Regions from separate parts of the Mus musculus genome. Here region 1 is linked to region 2. Evidence: chromatin loops called from intact Hi-C (ENCODE). Cell type or tissue: gastrocnemius. All regions are shown on one strand. Links, peaks and the distances in the headings refer to the core of each region. The heading gives the core; the rest is flanking DNA.

Evidence for each region. Peaks named below come from ENCODE experiments on the same cell type or tissue, not always from the same donor. Only the 100,000 strongest peaks of a DNase experiment are listed, where the experiment ranks them.
Region 1: a loop joins it to region 2, with 2.1 times the contacts of the local background. A loop is called at or near these places in 2 of 42 quality-filtered maps.

The regions. Positions count from the first base shown.
Region 1 is chr1:43,207,125-43,218,938 of GRCm38, forward strand. No RefSeq gene overlaps it. Among named protein-coding and RNA genes, the nearest start is that of Gm29040, 48 kb to the right of the region's middle. In gastrocnemius, for the core only: no CTCF peak of the experiment used is centred there; a DNase peak (open chromatin) is centred at 4,957.
Region 2 is chr1:43,136,741-43,148,554 of GRCm38, forward strand. Fhl2 (four and a half LIM domains 2) reads right to left here. Exons shown (of 6, transcript NM_010212.4): 3 at 4,958-5,132. Among named protein-coding and RNA genes, the nearest start is that of Fhl2, 21 kb to the right of the region's middle. In gastrocnemius, for the core only: a CTCF peak has its summit at 6,709 (motif pointing right); DNase peaks (open chromatin) are centred at 3,059, 4,957, 6,241 and 6,720; H3K27ac peaks cover 367 bases.

The DNA.
Region 1 (11,814 bases), core at 1,159-9,158, 69 kb after region 2:
AAACAGCAAGCCAAGACAACCTCTGTTGCTTGTAGATTTCTCATTCTATGATATCCCGTGTCAGCAGCTGAAGGACCCTGCTCCAACTTCCCTGGTAGAGACATGTTCCCCTCACTCAGTCTGTGCTCACTGACCCACAGTCTTCCTAAGGGCAGCACTATCTTATACCAAAAGATCAAAGTGATTGCAAGACAAGATTGTGTTAGGGATCACTAAAGCAAGTCTGATGACTCAGAAGGTACCTGCCAAAGCTGCCTTCAAATGTTGTAAATGCCCCAACTTCAGGAGGAAACCACAAGGTAAAATTTTATAATGTGGTTAAAAAAAAAAACAAAAACTGTGAGTGCTTTAACCCTTTCAAAGGTAGAATTCAATGTATAACAAGTAGGTTTAGATTATCATGTAAGAACCTACACCATCCATTTCCCAAACATTTCACCATTCCAAACAGTGACTCTGTCTGTCTGTCTTAGTTAGGGTTTTACTGCTGTGAACAGACACCATGACCAAGTCAAGTCTTATAAAAAACAACATTTAATTGGGGCTGGCTTACAGGTTCAGAGGTTCAGTCCATTGTCATCAAGGTGGGAGCATGGCAGTATCCAGGCAGGCATGGCGCAGCAGGAGCTGCAACAAACTGTCTTCATCCAAAGGCTGCTAGTGGAAGACTGACTTCCAGGCAACTAGGGTGAGGATCTTATACCCACACCCACAGTGACACACCCATTCCAACCAGGTCACACCTATTCCAACAAGGCCACACCTTGAGATGGTGCCACTCCCTGGTCCAAGGATATACAAACCATCACACTGTCCTCATTAAACACGAAATTCTCCCCCCCCCCACCCCATCAGCTCCTGGCAGCTACCATTCTATGTTCTGTTGGTGAATTTGACTGTTTCCATTGAGTATTCCCCCCTCCCCCTCAATCCCTGCTGTGTTTGGCTTTTTCTCCTCCATGATGTAGAAAGAGGAAGAGGAGGGGGAGGGAGAGGGGGAGGGGGAGGGGAGGGGGAAGAGGAGGAGGAGGAGGAGGAGGGAGAGCCATTATGCTGGGAGACGTGGAGGAGAGATGCCATGCCTGAGAATAGTGCAGAACAGAGAGGCATGGCCGCCATGTGAAGGAACAGCCCAGTTGGGCCAGACTCTGGGTCCAGAGCAGCAAAGATAGAACACAGAAATTAGTAAATTGTAACTTGGGATTATTGACAGGAGGTAGATTCTATAAGTAGTGGAGGTTAGGCAGTAGCCCAGTTATTGTGCTGATTAAAGCATGTCAAAATATAAAGACTGTGTGTTTGTCTTTCATTCGGGAATGTACAGCATTGAGGTAGGTAGTAAAACCGTGCCTTAAATAATAAAATTCAACAACCTGTCACCAGAGAGTTGGATTGTCTTAAGGAAAAAAACAAAAACAAACAAAACAACAACAACAACAACAAAAACCCTTTCCATTAATTAAATTGTCTCTTTTACTTTAGAATATACCTATAATTTTAGGTATAAGACCCAGTCACATGGTTCATTTAGGAGAGATGTCAGAATATGGGTGTTTCCTGTAGCAGAAATACCCATAGACATATGTTCCAGTATAGAAATGTGGGTATTTGAGAAACATCACTTTGTTTTTGTAAGTCTCCAACCACGTTTGAGACCATTAACCTGTCTATTTAAAGATACACCATCAAGGAGTGGCTTCTGAGGCTAGGTTGGAGTGAGCAACCATCAGAGTTGTCAAGAAGCTGATTTGCTCCAACCTGTGCATGTGGAGGGGTCATTGGCTGCTGCTCTTCTCAGGCAGGTGTTAGGAACCGGATGAGTCTAGCTTGGAAGCCCAGGGACCCCTTGAAACATCCTCAGCAATGCACACTGAGTCACCTGTACTCTGTCCATGGATGGAGAAAAGGCTTTGTCCTCTGACCTCACCCCATGTCCACTCTGCCATGCCACAGCCATATCACCCGACTGCATTTCCTAGTTCTGGGGTCAGCCACTGGTTGACACTGGTAAGTAAAGGAACAAGAAGTTGGTGTCTTCTCATCCTTCTGTGGCAGGACTTCTAGTGTGGTTGAGCTCTCTCTGTATATATATATACACATACACATAGATCATATACACATACACATATAGTTATCTCAGCCTCTCTCTCTCGCTCTGTATATATATACATATACATACATCATATACACATACACGTATACATATAGATATCTCAGCCTTCTGAGAGGTCACTCAGCAAGGACTCCCTCCTCACCCTCCCTGGTAGTTTCTCCACATGCCCACTGTCTATGTATCCACTGCCCAACATAACCCCTCCTGCTGAAATTACTTGGGTTGAATCTGTTTTCTATTTAGATCTTATCTTCCCAGATTTAATGTTAAGGTTTCCTATTTATACCTGTCCATGAACATTTACTAAAAATGTGTTCCTTTTTCCAAGCCCAACTGACTTATTTTTTCAGGTACAAGCAAACATTATTACAGGTTTTCACACCTGTGGCTTCCATGTCAGTAAATTAACCAGCCCCAGACTAAAACACTTGAGAAGGAAACTTGTATCTTTAACTAGATATATACAGACTTTGTCACCATTTCATAAACAAAACAATCTATATTGTCAAGAACACAAATGACAATAAATGCTGCCAAGGGTGTGGGGGGAGGGGGAACTCTTTTTTTTACTGCTTATGGGATTTTGAGCTTGTTCAGTCACTATGGAAATCAGTATGAAGAATGCCTCAAAAAAAAAAAAAACTGAAAACAGAGAGAACACATAACAGAGCTATCTCAATCTTGTATCTACACTGGAAGGAACCTAAGTCAAAAATACCACAGAAACAACTGCACATCCATGTTTATTGCTGCATTATTGGCAATAGCCAGGAAATAGAAATATCTTAGGTACACATCAACAGATGAAAGGATAAAGAAAGTGTATACATGTATACAATGGAATTTATGCAGCTGTAATGAAAAATTAAATTGTGGAATTTTCAGAAAAAAATGAGTGCAAATAGCAATTACTGTGAAGCAAAATAAGCCAGACTTGGAAAGACAAACTGTTTTGAGTCTTATCTCTTAGGTAGAACATAGATTTAAAATTGTGTGTGTGTGTGTGTGTGTGTGTGTGTGTGTGTGTGTGTGTGTGTATGCCTATATTTCTGTATGACCTTGTATGTTTTGTAAAACTAGAAAGAGGAATACTCATGAGAGGAAAGACGAGCTCTTAAGGGAGCTTGGAAATAGAGAAGGTAGAGTAATAAGAAAGTGGAAGCTACGACTTCTACTTGGGAAGAAAGGGAAGCAGCTGGTGGAGAAGAACAGACGTGAGCCATGAGACCAGCTGGGGAGTGTGGTGTGATGGCACCATCGCATATGCAGAAAACAAACAGCTTCCGATGAGAAGGATCATTCAGGTGGTGCCAGTGCGTTTCTGACTTCTGTTCCAAACGTTCTATCCATGAAGGACCCACAGGGGCAGTTTTAAAGCATTTTATATGTATGAATGTTTTGCCTGCGTGTATGTATGTGCACACATATGTCCCCGGTGTCTGCTGAGGTCAGCATAAGGCATCAGATCCTTTGGAACCAGAATTACAGATGGTTGTGAGACACCATGTGGGTGCTGGAAATCTAATCGTCTACAAAAGCCACAGTGCTCTTAACTGCCAAGGCATTTGTAACAAAGACATTTGTAACAATCTTTTCTTCACTAGAGATCAGAATCCTTTGAACTTGATCCTTCACTACCACCTTCTGGGAATGTATCAGTTAATCTTTACTGTATCTAACAGCAAGGAACTTTGAGAGTACCACTCATGAGTCCATTCATTTGTCAACAAAGGAACTTGCATTGACTCTTGCAGAGTGAAATGAAATGTGGTGTTGTATTGCATATACCCTAGGTACGCATTGCTCTCATTGTCAGCATAAAGATCATTGCTTCTGGGCTGGGGCTCAGCAGCAGAACACTTGCCTAGCATGTGAAAGGCCCTGGGTTTCATCCTTGGCGCTGCAAAAACAAACAACAATCCATTACTTCTGCTATAGTAAGAAGTTTCCAGGTGAAATTATGTGTCCTGACCCATTCCTGGTTCCTTATTTGATCTTTAATCCTTCTGTTTTATCTTTAGCCACCCTTGTAGAAGTACAGTACAGTCTGGAAACCCTTGACTCCTTTAGGCACAATTTCTAAGAAACAGTCAGCCAGTAGCCATGTTGATGTCTCATAGGGGTTAATTCTTCAGACTGCAGTGTATGTGCTCTGTAGAAAGCATGTGGTCCAAGTGAGAATGGTGTCTTGGAGGCATAGCTAAACAGCTGTTGCTGTGATAACTAATGTTTACTTTCTGTGATCGTGTCAGAGTTACTCCTGGCACATAACTGGTAATCCAGCCCCTAGCAAGTGCCTGGCCAAGTGCTGATGGAGAGCTTCTATAATTACAGCAGGATGGAAGGGTTGGTTTCCATCCTTTTAGCACTATGAAGGGAATTTAGGGGCAGGAGGGAGCAGAAACTGTCTCTGGTAAACTAACAAGCAAATCATGTAGTACATATATTTCCTGGATTTGGAAGCTAGAGATCACCCCACTTGTCAGATGCTGAGACTAACAGAACCTGCTTAAAACTTCGAGATTTGTGAAGATGTGAGAAATTAAAACCACGTTGGGAAACGCTGTGCTGGGACACATGGAAATTAAATAACAAGAGTGCCAGGATATGACAGTGCCGTACAAACGCCCCTTTACTAGCTCCAAGGGTGAGGACTATGAAGGCAAAGGGGAGAAACTCCACTCTGGGAAGAGGAAAAGTCTGTAATCTAAGAGGTGATGGGATAACCAGAAAGCACAGGAAAGCAAAAGGACAACTCAGATCAGACTGGGAAACATCCTTCATCTCAAAGCCAGTTCCCAGGTGGTGTGGAGGGTAATTCTACGTTAATGCTCAGGTAGCCCTGGAGAGCAGCCAACCCTGGAGACAACAGCCTGGCAGCCCCAGGCTCAGAAAGAACAAGCAAGCCTTTTAGAAGCTTTAAACCCAGGGCTAGGATGTGGTCGGAAAGAAACCCCTCCTGCATAGCGGGTTAGTTTTAGAGAATAAACATTGCATAATTCACCATAGCAGAGAGTATAGCTAGAAGAATCCCGAGTAGAGTCTTATTAAAGGACAGAGAAATATTCTGGGGGATCAGAAGACATGAAATAATTCCAATTCAGGGTCTCTTGGGGGTGATCCTGCCATAGGCTGGGGTCACTAGGGGCAGTTATGGAGTGGCAGGATCTCAAAGAGTTGACTAGAAGTGGAAACAGTAGGGACAGGGACTGGGAGGACTTGTAGGATGGTGACCTCTTGGTCTGTGGTAAGACCAAGACCAGCTGATATACTTACTGTATTAAAGAGGCAACTCTGAGATTGCGATGAACAAGGCTCAGCGCTCACACCTGGCCTCACTCCCTCCAATGTAGGACTCAATGGATCCATATACTCTGAGGCATTTGGAGACATCTCAGAACCTAGACACTTGCAAAACCCCTGAGAGCATAGACTGAGTTTCTGAAACAGGTAAGCATGGATCCAGTTTATGTGCCAATGAAGCTCTTCAGGACTAGCAGCAAGTAGGCACTGGTCTAGTTCATATGCCATTGAAGCTAGGGCTAGCAGCAGCTACAGAGGCCCCCTCCCAACCTCTACTCCCACTGGAATTCTAGGGATGCTCTGAAGTGAATATAGCCCTGCCACAGAAAATATACATTTGATCATATTGGTGGGTAATGAGGGGTAGGGCTCTCCCTACATTTCAGCATCAACCTGCTTGGTGGCAGCTTGAAGGAATTACAATGGCTTCAGCTGTGGCCCAGCACCTGTAGATCTGGTAGATTCTACTATTTGAGAACTTAGGAAGAAGCCTTTATCATCTGAGAACCTGAACTAATGAGAATTTTCAAAATTTGTTTTCTCTCTCTCTCTCCCTCTCTTCCCGCCCCCCCCCCCCGCAGAGTTTTGCTTAAATGTTTTCTTACTCTTTAATTGAATCTTGTAATGTCTTGCCTTTTTCCTTTTCTTCATATAAAAACTTTGCTTTTTAATTTTTCACTACCCTTTGTTCTATTTCATTTCCCCATCATTAATATTCAGCGATTAACTTCATTATGTGCCATATTGTCTGTTTCTTTTCTGTTGTTACTGATGGTAGTTCACTCCTTCAACATTGGCTTTTTATAAGATGTGTGTCAAAACAGATGTGTTTTGTTTATGTGTTCTTGCGATTTGTTCTGTTTTCTCTTAGCAACACTGGGATCCAGTTCCCACAGAAAAGGAGACTCTTACATAAAAATGGAAGCAGTTTCTACCCCGGTGATGTGCAAATTTTGACAGGACACACCAGGAACATGGAAAGAAAATAACACGATTCCTTCAAAAGCTCATAACTCTTCAGTAAATGAATCCAAAAATATCAATGTGGATGGAATTCTGAACAAAGAACTTAAAGTTTGTTTTTTAAGTCATCAATGGATTCAAACAAACAGATGAATGAGTTAAGAAAGATAATTCAGCAAAAAAGATGAAGATTCTGAAAAATATCAAAACAGAGCTTGGAAAAGATCTGTTCACCAAGTCACGTAAAAAGCTCGGTGGAGGGCTTTGCTGCCTCAGTTTCCTTTTCCTGTCACTGTGATGAAGTCCTCTGACAGAAACACCCAAGGAAGAAAGAATTAACATTGGCCCATAGCTTCGAGTTACAGTCTGTCATGATGGTGAAGTCCCTCAGGAAGCTCCTGGTCACATGTGTTTATAGCCAGAGGAGAGCAGGGACATATATGCTAGTGACAGACTATCTTTCTGTACTTTAGAAGATGTCCTTCCCATGGGATGTTCCTGCCTACAATTAAGACATATCTTCTTCACACATCAACTAACATAATTGAAATAACCCCCACATGCCTACCCAGATGGCCTTTTTCCCAGGGGATTCTAGATTTTGTCAAGTTGAAAATCAACATTAACCAGCATAGGAAGAGATAAAGTAGGAGAAAGAGTGTTAGGTAGTTAAGAAAATAGAGGAAAAAATAGTAAGCAGCACATACAAGATCCTACCACACAGCTGAAAGACCCAATCTACAAATGATCAGGATAGACAAGGGATTAGGTACACATTCAAGGAAAAAAAAAAACCTAGCCAGTGAAATAATAGCACAAAGTTCTCAACTCCAGAAAGGCATGAATACCCAGGCACAGAAGCATTTAGAGCGCTGTGTAGACACACCCAGAAAAGAGCCTCTCCATAACTTGTTATTTAAGGTAACAAAGGCGCAGAAGAAGAGTGAACTCTTCAAGGGACTGAGCACCCAGCCACTTGTTAAGGCAAATCCCTCAAAATAGCTGTAGATCCCTCAGCATAACGGGGACATGAGCACATGGCGTAGTGTATTTCAAATGAGGAAAGGAAGTAACTGCTAACCTTGGTCACCAAAGCAAAGGTGTCCTTCGGAATCAGAGGTGAGAGGAGAGTTTCCCAGCTAAGCATAAGCTAGAGAAATCCATAAGCACAAACCAGAAGATACATGAACCAGCCCACCACTTAGAAGGCGCTAAAAATAAACTAAAAAATAAATATAACAGGACAGTAGTGTATAAGCTTCACCGGAAGAGAAGCAAGGGAGACTTAGGAAAGAAAAACAAGATTAACTTGCTGAATCTTTAAACCTTAAGGAAGAATGAGAAAACAATCAATCAAATAAACAAAAAAAGAAACAAGAAAAAGTATGAGAAATGCATAGAGACACAGACACCTATTTGCACACACAAGAATCCCTAACCAGAAGCCATAATATATGCAAAGAACCTGTGAGGTTAAAAAGAAAAAAGGTCCAACTTAACATTATGAGACAAGGAACCCCCAAAGATTCTGTTAATCTTTTTATTAGTTCTATTCTTTTAGAGAACTCTAATCAATACACTGTTCAATTCACATAACAGAATAACTAGTTAACTAAGAAGGAGAGATGGTGACAGAAGGCAGACCGGAAGCTGGAAGGAAATGGGACTTAGAAGCAGAACTCAGGAGGCTCCTGTTACTCCAAGGTTGGTCCATTCTGAACTAAATACCAAGCTCACCATGCAGATGTGTGGTTTGGATGACCACGTAGCCCTTAGCATCAAAATTCAAGTCACTAAATTGAAGGCAGATCAATAATCCATAACATATTGATAATGTAATATATTGAAGCACATACATTTATTTACATAGTGAATATAAACTTGCTTGGGATTTTCACAAATTAATACTTTTGAATAAGAAGAAACAGAAAGCATTTTGGCAAATTCAGGAGACTCCTTAATAATGTTGGGTGTCTGGCATGAAACTACACTCAAACTTTGGACACTGTAAAAATTATTTACCCTTAGTAAAATACAATATCCTGTCTGGAGGCCCGGGAGGAAGAGAGTCCTTTAAAAGAAGCTTACAAAAATCTTTTAAAAGTGTTCTTGGACACAAAGAAGGCAACAGTTGACTGTATCAAGTATGAACTTGGGAGAAACACAGGGATTATGTTTCACTTAAAATACACATGAAGTTCAGAAGTCACAGGAAAGCTAGAAAAAGTCCAGGAAGGGAGAGGGATTTGGTTTGGCTAAGCCAAAATCGTTGAAAGTTAAATGGTGACATTTGACACAGTCAAGATGTCACCTTATTTGTTATTCTCCCCTAGAAATAAACCCTTCATGTTCAACACAAGAGGCCCTGTTCTCCGGTTTACCCCAAGTACTCAACCGCTCTGATTGTTGGAGGTTTCCAGGCAGCACAAAGTGACTAGGAAAACTCTGCAGGCCTGTGCAAAGTGGCCCTGGCAATCAGCAGCCCCTCAGAAGCATTTTAACAGAGCCTTGGATAGCTGATGCTTGCCGAAGCTGGTGAAGACAGGTTGGCAGTCACTTATATTCCAGCTGGACTTTCACTGTCAAGCTACAAGCTTAGAGTTTAGGTCTAAAGAGGTACAGGTGAAGCCAAAGAAATGAATGGGGGCCGAGGGCTGTAGGAATGCAGGATGGGGAGGAAAATGTTGAGAGGGGTTAGGAGGATAAAAAGACAAGTGGAACCGGTGCTCCTTTCCTGACCAAGAAGACATCCTGAAGGCAAAGGACCACGGGAGAAGATCTCATCTAAATCCCCATCGTGGTAAGGGGTGGATCAGCTCCTTCAAGAACAAGTCAGCCAGATGAAATAGATGACAGCCTTCCTGTGACGTGCTGGAGCGTGGCTCTCATGGTTCCCTCCCTCCACCCTTGCTTGGTTTTGCACATACAGGTAATTCTAGTCCATTCCAGTTGCTATAACAACCTCTCAAAGTCTTGTACTCAATGGAAGGACATTTCTTGAAACTAGAAAGTATAAAACCAAGTCCCAAGCAGGTCGGGCATCTGATTTGTAGATGGCTTTTTGTTCCTCCCATACATGGCTTCTGAAGTAAAAAAAAAAAAAAAAAAAAAAAAAAAAAAGCCAAGAATTCCCATAGATCAGGGCACTTATCCTACGGATGAGGCTTCACCCCAATTATATAAACACATCTTAAAGGCTCCACTTTCACATTGTCACCTTGGTGGTCAGGATTTCAACATGCAAATTTAGGGAGGTGTATGCATTCAGACCCAAACACATGTTCTGCACTGTCTCATGGAAATGTCTACGGTGGTACATATGTATTATTTATTTATTTATTTTTAATATAATAATCTTGATAGTATTTTTACATATGTATTTTTATAGGAACAAAAATATGAATCACTTAGGAAATTTATTTTGACTTGATACAGAACACAGACTTGTACAGGTTAAGGGGATATCATGTAATAATATTCAACACATCTATAAATTGCTTAACATTAAATATATTTGCCTCCTCAACTCTTATTTACTGTAAAAAATTTCAAAATTATTTTGATATATATTCTATAAATTCACAAGATTTACTTTCTCCTTTTTCCAAATCACTTATTTACATCAGTAAAAGATGACAAGGAAAAAGTCACCTTAAACGTGTATTCTTGTTGGGGCAAAAATAAAGCAGAGAGCTTTAATTATGGAAGCAAAAATTAATCTTCTATTGTGAGATGCACTGTTTAAAACCTCTAAGCTGGGACTGAGCAATGGCTATGTGAGTGTGAAGACCTGGGTTGAGTTCCAATCCCCAGCACCCATGTAAAGCTGGGCCAGTGTTGTTGTTTTATGAGGCTGAGGAGAATCCCAGGAGAACCCCCAGCAATTCATGGGCCAGCTAGAGAGATGTATATGGCTATGAACAAGGCAGACCCTGATCTTCAACAGAGTAGAGTGTGAGAGCCAAAACCAAGGTTGTCCTCTAACTTCCTTGTGTACTCCATGCACACATACACCTGCATATTCTCTCTCTCTCTCTCTCTCTCTCTCTCTCTCTCTCTCTCTCTCAGACACACACACACACACACACACACACACACACACACATTTCTAAGGTGGCGGGAAGTACAAATAGGAGGTTTTGAGAAAAACAAATCCATTGTATTTCCTTATTTCTTCCTTTTTCCTTTCTTTTCTTTTGTCCCTCCCTCCTTCCTTTCTTCCTTCCTTCTTTTAAAATCACTCTCCCTCAAAGGCAAACCAGCATGTCATTGGATTTAAGTAGATGAAGTCAAGGGTTATTTCCAAGAGGGGTTAGAATCAAGTATGGGACAGATAACTGGCTACAAGATGGTGTCGGGCCACAACGTATGCTCGTTGAATGGATGTGCAGAGCCCCGCCAGCTCTTTTTTCTAGGCACCTGAAGGCTCACCAGTCTTCTGATGTGGTAGCACATTGTGGATGGGAGAATAAAGGTATTAAAAGAGATAACTTTTCTTGCTTTAATTTCTTGTTTTGACATGGTTAGGCACAACAAGAGAAGGAATGAGAGCCCCAAATGTCATTGACTGTTATTTAATGGGTAATAACTTTCAACTTGGCTCTGTTCACGAGCCGTGAGGGTCAGTGACTGTAAACTCCTTTAGCTTCAGGAATTTCAGTCTTGATTCCAGAACTAAATGGATATATCTGAAAAGAATGTGTGCATTGGATGACCGCAACCCTAGAAAAGCCAAACAAACAAATAAGCCCAAGTTAGGAATGTCTGTGGCTTCCTGCTTATCATGTCCTCTCCTTCATAAATCTGGATATTTATGGAAAGCCAGCTTTTCTGAGTAGGCTGTTTTCAGTAACATTCCAGAAGCAAGAAACTCAAGGTCTGTTTTGCTTAAATTGAAAAGAAAAAATGTAGGAGGGGGAAAGAAAGAAGCCAGAAGTGGGAGGAAAGAACCAAACTTAGAAGAACCACAGTTGAACTTCAAGGCTTTATCTGGAAGTCTTCTCCAGCACCTGCTAGAGCCCAGGCCTGGGCTGTTAGCCTGATTCTCCAGGGCCAACTCTCCTTCAGGGCTGCTCAGCTACCATGGTCATGCTGAATGCTGCTGCTCCAGATGACTCTGCTTGCTCAGGGTGCCTCTACCCACCCCATGTCCTCATAGGTCTGTGCCATATGTAAGCACACACTTGTATCTGACAATTGCACAAGTCTGAAAGATCTTGACCCTCCTTAAAAGCTTGAGATTGAGGAATCAGTTTATTTTAATCAGGTTTCAAGAGGACACAAAAATGGAGACAGGAAAATATGGGACCCTAAGATGGACCACTGCGGGCAGCCAGGCTGGCAGTTGCGGGTTTATAGCCCTGATGTTGTAGCCTATCACATTCCAGGCTGACTATACCAAGTAGACCATCAGGAACTCCTAGGCTGCTCTGCCT
Region 2 (11,814 bases), core at 2,545-10,544:
TGGCTGGCTGCAGCTGTGTGGCTGGGCTGCAGCTGTGTGGCTGGGCTGCAGCTGTGTGACTGGCAGCAGCTGTGTGGCTGAGCTGCAGCTGTGTGGCTGGCTGCGGCTATGAGGCTGGCTGCAGCTGTGTGGCTGGCTGCAGCTGTGTGGCTGGCTGCAGCTGTGTGGTTGGGCTGCAGCTGTGCAGCTGGCTGCAGCTGTGTAGCTAGGCTGCAGCTGTGTGGCTGGGCTGCAGTCATGGTAAGGGTCTTAGAGAGATTCTACTCACTAGAAGAACTGCAAATTGACTTCCCAGGGCTGTTGTTTAGAAGACTGCCAAAGAATTAATTTGCTTTCCTTTTGGAGACGGAGTCTTGTGCTGGTTTTGTCTGTTTGTTTGTCTGCTTTAGTCAACTTGATATGAGGTAGAATCACTTGGGGAGACAGAGACTCCATTTCGAAAATGCCATCAGACTGACTTGTAGGCAAGCCTTTTGGTTGATGATCAATATGGGAGGGTCCAGTCTTTGGTGGGCAATGCTCCAATGCCTCCTGCCATACCCCACTTGGGTCCTAAGTTTCTAATTAACGTGGCTTAAAGTTCCAGCATCACCAATCGCCATGCAGCTATGTCTTCGCCACCCCTCCCCAGCTGTGCTTCAGACAGGGTGCTTCTGTTCCCGTCACAGTGTGTCATTTAAAAGTCGTATTAACCAGAAAAATGTTGTAGCAATAAGAATCTATCTTACTGAAGGTCTAATTATCTCCTTTGGAAAAGTATTACTTCTCACCCCATATATCTTCCCCAAATACTTCCCATATGTCAGTCTGTCACCCAGAACTCTGCAGTCCCTCCTCTTTGCCAAAAGCAATGCAAGCCAGAAATAAAACAGAAAGTTAGTCACTCTCCCACAGAAGGATGGGAGCTTGAGTGTGTGGATGGAGCTCAGCAGCAGGGTGTTCACTGGCGTGTAGGAGGCCATGAACATCCACAGCACCACAAGTCAGAATCTGACTTAAAACTGTCTCCTAAGCATCGTGTTCTTCACACATCGATGGGGCCCTGCTACATAGGACGACACAGGGTTATGGTGGCCCTGGATCTTAGAGTTAGTATTCGATCCATTGAAACTACAAACTCAAAAACCCTTGACAACTCTAACTCTCTCTCTCTCTCTCTCTCTCTCTCTCTCTCTCTCTCTCTCTCTCTCGTGTGTGTGTGTACACATGCATGTGCATGTGCACACGTGTGCTCATGTGTTTGTGTGAGAGTGTGTGTGTAGGCCATGCATATGTGTAGAGCCCAGAGGCCAACTTCAGGTTTCATCCCTCAGGAATTGCATCATCTTTTTTCTCTCACTAGGACTTTAGGCTCAATCATCTGTCAAGGTTGGCTGTGATCTTCCAGATTCTGTATCACGCATCTTCATCTGTACACGAAGACACATTCACTGGCAGATGTTATAGTCAGCACTGAAGAGCCCATGTTCCTCACACAGCAGACACTTAGAAACACCCAGGGAGAACGGGTACCCTCTCCACCTCCAGCCCGTTCTTCTTTCAGGACGTAACTGCTTCTGGGACTTGTATTTTTTCTTCCCCTTGGTAAAAATGGTTATTGTATCTGAGTTGGGGCAGAAACAAACAGAAACAAAGGGTGACAGCCTCTTTCCAACAAAATCGCCATGAAGCACTCACGTGGCCCTGCCGCATGGGGGCGCACTACACATCTGTGGAAAGGAATTACTGTGGCTGCGACTGGAGCCTGATATACACTTGATTCCAATGGCCAATCAATGCTCCTCGTTTCTGTGAGCTGTGCCTTTGAGGGTGGTCACAGAACAACGTGGGACTCCCTGTGTGAGGAAGACTGCTAGCCACAGGACCACATGTGGCTAAAGCATCAATGAGTCAGTGCAGAGGGAGAGGAGGGGCATCGGTCAACATCCGCTTTGTCAGATGAGTGTGAACTCTGCAGTCGCACTTCTTTAAAGCCCTTTCTAACCTCCCATTTGTTCTGACAGGGGGATTTCACGGTTTACACACCCCTGTGAGGTGCTGAGAAACGGGCGTTTTCTGACTGAGCCATTTTCCAGCCCTAACTTCTATAGCTTTTACATGTAAAGAAATGATGGTGATGGTGATGGTGATGGTGATGATGATAAGTGATACCTCTAGTTCCTACTACTTGGAAGACTGAAGTGGTGGGATCAATTGAGCTTTCTTACTGCCCCTCCCCCATCTTGTAACTGGCTGGCCTAGAACTCAGAGATCTGCTCTGTCTCCAGCTATAGAGTGCTGAGATTAAAGGTGTGTCCCATCGCACCTGAGACCGAATAGGATTCTTAAAGAAAAATAATCCTTTTAAATGGCGTTATGTTGCTCGCATTTATCAGTGGAGTGAACTGAATTTTGTCTAGACTTCTCTTTAAAGTTTAACATATTTGATAGCTTTACTTAAAAGTTCTTTGATTAACAAACTTCAAATTCTTAAGTAGTTCCAAAACTGAGTTAAAATTATAGGTATTGTGATAATTAAATATTATTAGTGCTAAAATAGCTAATACATTAAGAAATTTCAACTAAACCGCAAGCATGGATCATTCTCTCAACATATACTTTACAACTCAGAATCTCAAGGTTAACTCATGTTTTTAAAATCTCATACACACTTTAGTAGTTACTTAATATTTCTGTGGTCCCGAGGTATGCAAACTACTGATACAGCAATTGTTATTGTGATCTACAAACATGTTACATGACATTTATGGCTGTCCTGGGACATACAAATCCTGTGGGCCACAGAGTGGATACACCTGGTGATTCTAAAGTTTCTTAATATGTCTGCTTCCCCTTGATTCTAAACCTCCCTCTGATTAAAGGATTTCAAAGAGGCTGTCTTGACACTTTAAACTATTTAGTTATCTTGCATAGAAATCTGGTTGTGCCATCCAGGCTGGCCTGGAATGCACTGTCTTCCTGCCTCAGCTTCCCAACTTCCGGGGTTCAGGACTGCATTAACATACAAATTGCCTTGTAAGCTATTTGAGTTCACGGCCTATACCCAGTTTGTCCACTAGAGGGCGCCTGATGACCTTGCTTGGACCACTGTCTGCACAGGCTCCATCAGCCTCCTCCACATGAGTGGTTCAGAGCCCATATTGCCCAAAGTTACATTTCCCCAAACTCCATCTACTCACACTTTCCTCTGTCCTCAATCAGCTTGCTGGACCCCTGCATCTAAGTGATCTGCTTACCGCTGCTTCCAACCTGCCTGGTCCTATTTGCACGCCCATGGCTGGATACTCTCTGTGGGCTTTGTGTACTTATCCGGGAGCTACACAAAGCCATCATGTCAAGCAGTAGGTACATGTGTGAGTATGACACACTGAAAGCTACCTGGCTCTGAACCTACCACCTGTGCTAGTACCGTGTTCTAAATCATACCACCCTCTAAACTGCTAGGCATCAGAATCCTAGGTCAGGTTCTCTGAGATGTTCTAACGTCCATTTTTACATCATGTGTATGATAAGACTTGCTTCTCAAATCCCATATTTACATATGTGTATTTGTGTGCATTTTTTCAGTGATGGTAATCAAACCCACACAGTGGGCATGGAGCTACAGCAGTCCTCCCTATACTTTTATTAACTCACTTGACTGGCCTCTAAGTCACAGAGATCTGCCTGCCTCTATGTCTGGCATACTGAGACTAAAGGTGTACCCCGCCATACCTGGTCTATCACTCACTTTTTTTGTTTTGTTTTGTTTTGGTTTGGTTTTTTGGTTTTTCGAGACAGGGTTTCTCTGTATAGTTCTGGCTGTCCTGGAACTCACTCTGTAGACCAGGCTGGCCTCAAACTCTGCCTCTCAAGTGCTGGGATTAAAGGCATGCACTACCACGCCCCGATATCACTCACTTTTTACAAATAAGAGATTCCTTTGTCCTATATAAAGTCAAGATGAGAGGAGAGACAGGGAGAGACAGAGAAACAGAGAGAGACATAGACAGACAGAGAGACACAGAGAGAGAGAGACAGAGAGAGACAGGGGGGGACTCATCTTCTTCAGGTAAAAAAAGAGACATAGTATCATTGCGTATAGTTCTTAACCCAGTTGTGGTTCTGTCCTTTTTTGATGTCTGTCTATCTAGGACATAACGTCATGAGGTCAGGCAGAGGGTGAAGCTAAGCAACATGCAACTCCTGGCCCATCCTGGCACACCAGAGCACAAATCATAGTTGTTGAAATAACCGAGTGTAAATTCAGCAAGCAGAGCAGATCAAGAAAGCACGTGTACTGGGAGAAGCGAGCGAGGCAGGGGAAGAGACGCATTTCCAGGGAATTGCTGGCATTCCTTTTCTGGCTAGTTCTCTCTAGCCACAAGCTGCTGTATATCTTTGGCCAACCAACCGCAGATCAAGAGTCCCCAAAGAAAATAATTATATCCACTAGAGAACGTATACAGACGTCTGTCATTACACCACACAGCATAACAGTGTTCATACACCACTTGCAGATTATTTTAAATATTTGTGGAAATGTTTTATATAAGAAGGAGGCATTCTGCATAGGGTGCTTGAGAACCTGTGGGTGTTGGTAGCTGAACCCAATTCCTGAGATATCAAAGGCTGACCGAACAGGAATTCCACTTCTCTTAATGATACACCTCACTCCTCTCCCACCCCCCACCTTTTGAGGGGTAGGGGTTGAGACAGGCCTTGGATGTCCTGGAACTTGCTCTGTAGACCAAACTCTGCCTGCTTCTGCCTACCAAGTGCTGGGATCAAAGGCGTGCGACATCCTCTCCCAGTCACACCCCTGCATCTGAGATCGATTAACATATCCTGTGTTCAGGGCCCAGCACTGAAGTATCAACACCAGTGTCTGTCTCTGGACAACTGAGAGTCCCACCCCACAGTCCATCGCTGACCTGGCTCAGTGCCACATGCGAATGATAAAGGCATGCGTTCTGACCTGGCATGATGGTTTTCTTGCATTCCTGGCACTTGGACGAGTATTCATTGGAATAGCAGTCGGTGCACAGCAGCTGTTCCTCCTTGGCAGCAAAGGGCTTGTCCACCAGCGAGCTTCCACACCGGGAGCAATGGAAGCAGCCTTCATGCCAGTGCCGATCCTTGTAGGACAAGTCCTAGAGAGGCAGACACACAAATCGTCAGAGGCGGGACAGGAGAGGTGACACTACTGTCTGACTCAGAGCACAGGGGCCTTGGTGCACTACATTGCTGGAGTGGGTGGGTAAGAGAGGGAGGGGGAGGGCGAGGAAGGACGGCAGATTTGCCTGTGGACAAGCCTGTGCTGTATTTTCTTGATTGGTGATTGATATGGGAGAGACCAACTTACTATGGGCTGGTGGTCCTGTGTGCTATTTAAAAAGCAGGCTAAGCAAGCCACGCGGAAGTGACAAGCCAGCAATCAGCTCTTCTCCTCTGCCTCTGTATCTGTTACTGCCTCCCTGTTCCTGCTCTGACCTCCTTTAGTGATGGAGTGTGGGCTGAGAGTTGTAAGCTGAAACAAGCCTCTCCTTTGGATGTCTCTTTTGGTCTTGCTGTTTTCTCACAGCATGAGAAACCCTAACTTAGACACTGAACTAGGAGGCCTTGTTTCTGAGAGGTTCACGTTCCTCTGAACCCAGTTCTCTCCATGTCAGTGGGTTGGTCCTTTGAAGAGATGGATCAGAGACATGGCTGACACACATGCTGGACTCCCGTAAGTCTAAGTATGATGAGAGTAGGCAGTGAGAGAGCAGAAACCTAAACCTGTCTTTTGAAGGTTAAATACTGAAAGTAATTTTAGAAGAAAAAAAAATTTGGTGGGGAGATCATATGTACTTCGTTGTATATTTTGATAAGTGAAATGCAATATAATCTGCTTTAATTTGAGACCACCTGTCGGTGTGTTAAGTCACTACAAACTGCTAAGCTCATGCAATGTGTACATTATCATTATATGATATGTCATATACATATATTGGTATCATTTGGGATTAGGTATAACCTGGACTCTTTCCATACATATTCCCCATTTTTAAACTTAAACCCCTTATGGGGCCCAAGTAGCAGACAAAATAAAACAAACAGAAAATAAACGGCAGATATTTGCACGGTGAATGATGGTAATTAGGACCATGTTGTAAGCTCACGATACTGCATAGCCCTGAAATATAGTTAGTACTGAAGCTCAGAGACACTTCTAAGCTTCTCCACAGTCACACAGCTGGCATGTACCCAAGTCAGGCTGTGGTATGGTTTCCACTCACTGAACCATACCAGATGGGCGTTGAAAAGGGCCAGCTTTTTCAGAAGTTAGCTGGCCTTCCGCTGTAATACGTCATCCCACTAATGAGGGTTTTCGGTGGAAAGGCTACAGATTGCTTTCCACGGCCACCCACCATTGGACAGAAGTGAAAGAGAGAAGTCAGAAGCCTTTCTTGTAAGGTGGCCTACTGTCACCTGGCAGCAACTCTGCTCAGGGAGTGGGCACTGCACACACCAAGGGGTCACTTTTAGCTAGCAAGGAGAAAAGCTGCACAATTTTGTTACTTTTCGCTGTGACAGAACACCACAATCAAGATAACATAAAGTATTTAATTGGGCTTAAAGTTTTGGGGGATTAGAAGCCATGATGGTAGAGCAAATGCATGGCGATGAGAAGAGCTCAGCTCTCACATCTCAGAACTGTAGGCTGGAGGCAGAGAGTGTGCCACCAGATGTCACCAGTCCCACACAGACTATCGAGAAGGACAGAGTCCTTTGCATTGGTGTTATGAGACATTTGCAGAGAAACCAGCTGAATGCTCTAATTGGTCTAAGGTTTTACGGAAACTCAGAACATTTCTACAACAAAAACACAGCTGTGGTTAAAGACTGCCTAGCTGACAGTCATTTGACACTTGAAAGTTTGACCTTAAATATGAACACTGTCATGTCCTCTAGATGGACATGGCCCATCCCACTCAGAGAGCCAAGTCAGGCATGCAGAGATCACAGAAAGTCTATGAAGAGTCAGACAGAGCCATCCCTGCTGTCCTCTCGTGAACGTGGCTCTCAGTGCACGTTTCCTGAGGCCTTCCGAACTCACCTGTCTCTCTTGTGCATGCACACACTCAACATAGATAACATAGTACATATTGATCATTCTTAAACCTTTCTGACAGAAATTGAGAACACTAGGCTGATTCTATGACAGGCTTCAAACTAGCAGTAAAGGAGACTAGTCATACATATTTGTTTCCAAGAAATGGGCAAGTCCAGGCAAGTCCAGGCCTCAGAAGCTGCCCCAACACCTAGTCTAAGGCAAGGACGATGGGTTAACAACAGTTTCCAGACTTCCTCAGCAATGTCCTCAGCAAGAGTTTCCAGCCCCCATGCCCTGGTAATGCAATGTCCCTAGAGATGGAGTAAGATAAGGGTCACCTTCCCCAGAATGCCCTAATCGGGTCTTTGAACACACTTGTTTGTTTCCCTATCTTGGTAATGAGAGACCCCAGCATGCTGGACTTCTGCAGAATAAAGCATTCTTTGCATTTACATACTATTTGAGTCTGGGGTATCATACTTCAGCAAATCATGGACCCTCACAAAATGTTTTCTCTGTAGGTAAATGTCAGCCTCTGATTATATGCCTGAAGTCAGTGGTAGACCAAAAAGGAAAATACCACTAAACAGCGTTGTACCACCATTGCTGGCAGGTCCTGGAGGTGGGGTGTAAAGGGTGGGGTGGGGGGAATCCCTGTTTCAGGGGATTCCCCTGTTCCAGCTAGAGTTGGTGATGGACTTTCTGGCTCAACATCGGAGTATGTGTGATGTGCAGGCAGTAGGAAGGTCTCCTGTGTGTCATATGCCTTACATGACTAATGCTATTGGGGGCTGGGTACCCCTGAGGTCACAGAAGCAGGAGACTCAACAATTAAGCTCAGGGGCCCAAGAGCCAGACCAATTATACCCTTGATCCTCCACCTACCAGCTGCATAGCTAGGGCAAGAAGCAAGCCCCTCAACCCCAGGCTTCTCACTGAGAATACAGAGGGCAGGTGCCCGCTCTCGGCTGTGACAGAAACAGTAAACACACAAAGCGCTTGTGGCAGCTTCTGCTACGTAGAAACCGTCTAGTGAGTGCCAGCTCACAGTCAACCACGAAAGCAGTGACCTCAAAGTGTCACTCACCGGCACTAAATTTCCACACGGAGATGGTAATAAAAAATCAGAATTTTTTTTTTCTTTCTTTCTTGTGTCTCCTTGGGTTTTTTGTTTTGTTTTGTTTTGTTTTTGTTGTTTTGTTTGTTTTTTAGCTTACCAGAGAGACCAAGCCTCAAACTCAGCATCCTCTTTCTTGGCCTCCCGTGAGCAAGGGTTCCAAGTATGAGCTACCACACCCTATTTAAAAATTTTAACATCTTAAAATCTCCACAGTAAGAATTCCAGTGCTCGATAATTTTGTATAGTGCTTTCAAACTTCCTTTAGTTCTTATAATCTAAAAATATGTTTCTAAATTCAACTTGCCTATTTTGAGCCATACAATTACCCTATGAGATAAGACTTTGTGTTTATTCTTGAGCAGATTTGACACTAGGATGCAAAAAGTTATGTTTCCCCAGGCATTCCCCACCCTCCAACCCCCAAATTTCCACCTTTACTGATTCAACAAACCAAACTGTGCTTCCGTTTTATTTTATTTCATAAAGGTGGTACATCAGTGTCAGCCTTTTCCAAGTCAGTCCCTGCATGCTCGCCCAGCCTGGGCTTGCCCCAGCACTTTTACCCGTCCATTTGCTCAGCTGCACACAGAGCACACATCTTACCTGTCCTTCGAGAGTCCGCCCAGTGCCCTGGCCAACACAGAACCTCTGCATTTCTTTGAAAGCCACACCTCACCCATGAGGCCATTGGGCAATTCCTGGAGCTCTGAGGCTGTGCTCTTTGACTCTGAGATCACTTGATACCATCTCAGCTTCCACCTAGTCCCGGAGCTTGCTGTATTAATCAGGAAGTGGGCAAAGGGCTTGTGTGAGAAGATGGTGACTGAGACTGAAGAGCACAGAGAGGCTTCCAGGCCCATTTGGTTTCAGTGTCTTTAGTCTTACTTAGTCCCAGGATTTCCCAGGGCTCAGAGACAATCCAAAAAATACCACTCAAAAATTAAGATAATAGGTCAAACCTGGCCAATGTTTGACTCTACCTGCCAAATATTTATCATGAAGATCCAGTGCCAAGTGATCTTTCCATTCTTCAGATTCACAGCCACAAACAGAACTTCAGCTTTCATGATTAGCACCGTGCCAAGTAGTGTTGACTAGTTCATTTTTTTCTACATATTTTTGTACACACGGCCCTGACAAGCATAGGTTCTGAATCCTTGGATCCAAACAACCACAGACAAAAAAGATTCAAAACTAAAATTTCATCTGTATTGAACATTCATACTTTGGGGGGGCTAATATCCCCTAAAGAATACAACCCAATTCTTCATATAGTATTTGTACTGCGGTGAGTATCACAGGTAATCTAGAGACAGTTTACAGAATACTGGAGGCTGTGTGTGGTTCCGTGCAAATGCTGGACTAGTCTGTATAAGAGACTCGATCCCTTTCAAAGAGATCCTGCACCCACAGTCTCTTCCAGATACTGAGGAGGACCATAATACATCATGAGCATTGATAATATTTAGATGCTAAGGGGCAGGTTAGCTTGAACTGGCTTAGCATGCATAAAGCCCTATGCACATCCCAGCACTGAAGAAAAAGACAGAGATAGATAGAAGCAGAGGGAGAAGAAGAGGGAGGGGGAGGAGACAGAGACTCAGAGAGAAGTTTTCTAGAGAGATTGGAAAAAAGAAGGGAAAAGACAGTTTCTATTTCCCAGAAAAACAAAAACAAAACCACTAAGGCTAACCTTGAGCTCACAGGAGGGTCACAGACTGCTGTAAAATGTGATCCACATGGGAGAACAGCACAAACATTTCTCTTCATGCGATAGCTTTCACTTTAAGAACACCCCTCATCTAGGACACGCTTGTTGCTTCCCTCCAAATGTACCCTTGTTAGGACTTCAGCTGAGCCCTGGGAGAGCCTGTGACCCAAAAGGCTGTAGCACTAGGGTCCCTACTGCAGCCGGCTACCTTTCAATGGCTCCTCTGCGTGGCCTTCCACGAATGCTAGGAGATGTTTGGCTGTCATTTCCCCAAACTAACTGCTTCTCAAACAGACTGATATCAGAGTGTGAGGGGATTTGCGCATCAGTCCTGCCCAGCTTGCCAAGAAGGTGCTCTCGGCTTTGGGACTACAGGGTGATCCTTTTTCCATTCTGTTCTTTCAGATCCTTGCAAATGGAGTCCGGAGGAATGGATAGCAGGAGAAAGAATGGCTGTCACACACTGTCCCCGAGAAGAACAATCTCCTCGCACTGTCTATTTCCCTGACAGTTCTGGGAGATAAGCAACCTCATTTGATAGACATGGAAATGGAGAGTCATAGGTGACAGAGCCAGTGCCTGTCACACAACTTGTTGAAGATGGAACAAGGTATAAGACTTGGCAAATCTGCTTCAGGGTCCTGCCTTGAGCATACCGCTGCAGGTTGCTGTCTGGGGCTTTTTGAGCAGAGAGTTAGTTTTTTGTTTTTAGTACTCAGTCAGCCAGCTTTACTCCTCACTTTGAAGGCCCTGAATTATTGTTTCCTTTAAATATAGTGTTTTTTTTTAAAGATTTTCCAAATAAATCCAATATTCACCCTTTACTACATTTTTAATTTCCATACTTTTAGATACCTATAGCCAACCACAATGTGAGATTATTAATGGAAAATTCCAGAAATAAACAATTCTTAAGTTTTAAGTTGAAACATGTTCTGAGGAGCATGACAAAATCTCAAGGAATCCCACTTTGTCCCAGAGGGGGCATGAATCATTCTCTCGTCTGTAGCATTCACATTGTCTATGCAGCAGTCAGCAGCTGACTTGTTACTGTGCTGATTACAGGGTGTCCTGCTGCTCACATAAATCACAACTTGGGGTGTCTACCAGGAACCTTGGAATGCGACCTAGGACAAGTAGAACTTTTGTACCCATGATATCTGTGTTCATTTCAAAGTCTGTGGACAGAGTCTACATGGAGAATCTATAAAGGTAGTTTGCTCATTAAGAACAGAGAAATCAGGCCAAGAGACGGCCCCTCTGATAGAGGAGCTTATGTACAGACCTTATCCTTGGGTCCTGTAAGTCAGAACTTCCAGGGATTCCCAGGAAATCTCCAAGGAGGGTTATTCTCTAACATCTCTACAAATACACAATAACTCACATACATAATAACTCACATATGTCTATATTCACACACAATTATTATTATTATTAATACTTTGGAGAGCACTAGCTTGATACATTTTAAAATTTTATTGTTGTTATTATTTTGTAGACAGGGTCTCACTAGGTAGCCTTGGCTGGCCTAGGACTTGCTATGTAAACTGGAATGGCTTTGATTTCACAAAAATCCACCGGCCTTTGCCTCTGGAGTATGGGTATTAAAGGCATGATCCACCACACCCAACACAAGATAGCATTTTTTTTTTTAAAGAAAAAATAAACTTGAAAGTCATCCCAAGGACTAATGATCAAGTTGGCAAAAGGCCATGAGAGGAAGAATGGAGCAGCACTCTTACCAGAGAAGGTTCTAGAAGGGCTGCAGAAATGGCCTGCGCCATGTCAGCAGGGAGAATGGCCTGTTTCTCTAACAGCTCCCTACACTAACGGTGCTCAAGAACTTTCTAAAACAGGATAGGGTTATCTTGGTCTTCTCTGGATACCTAAGAAGCAGAGTCTAGA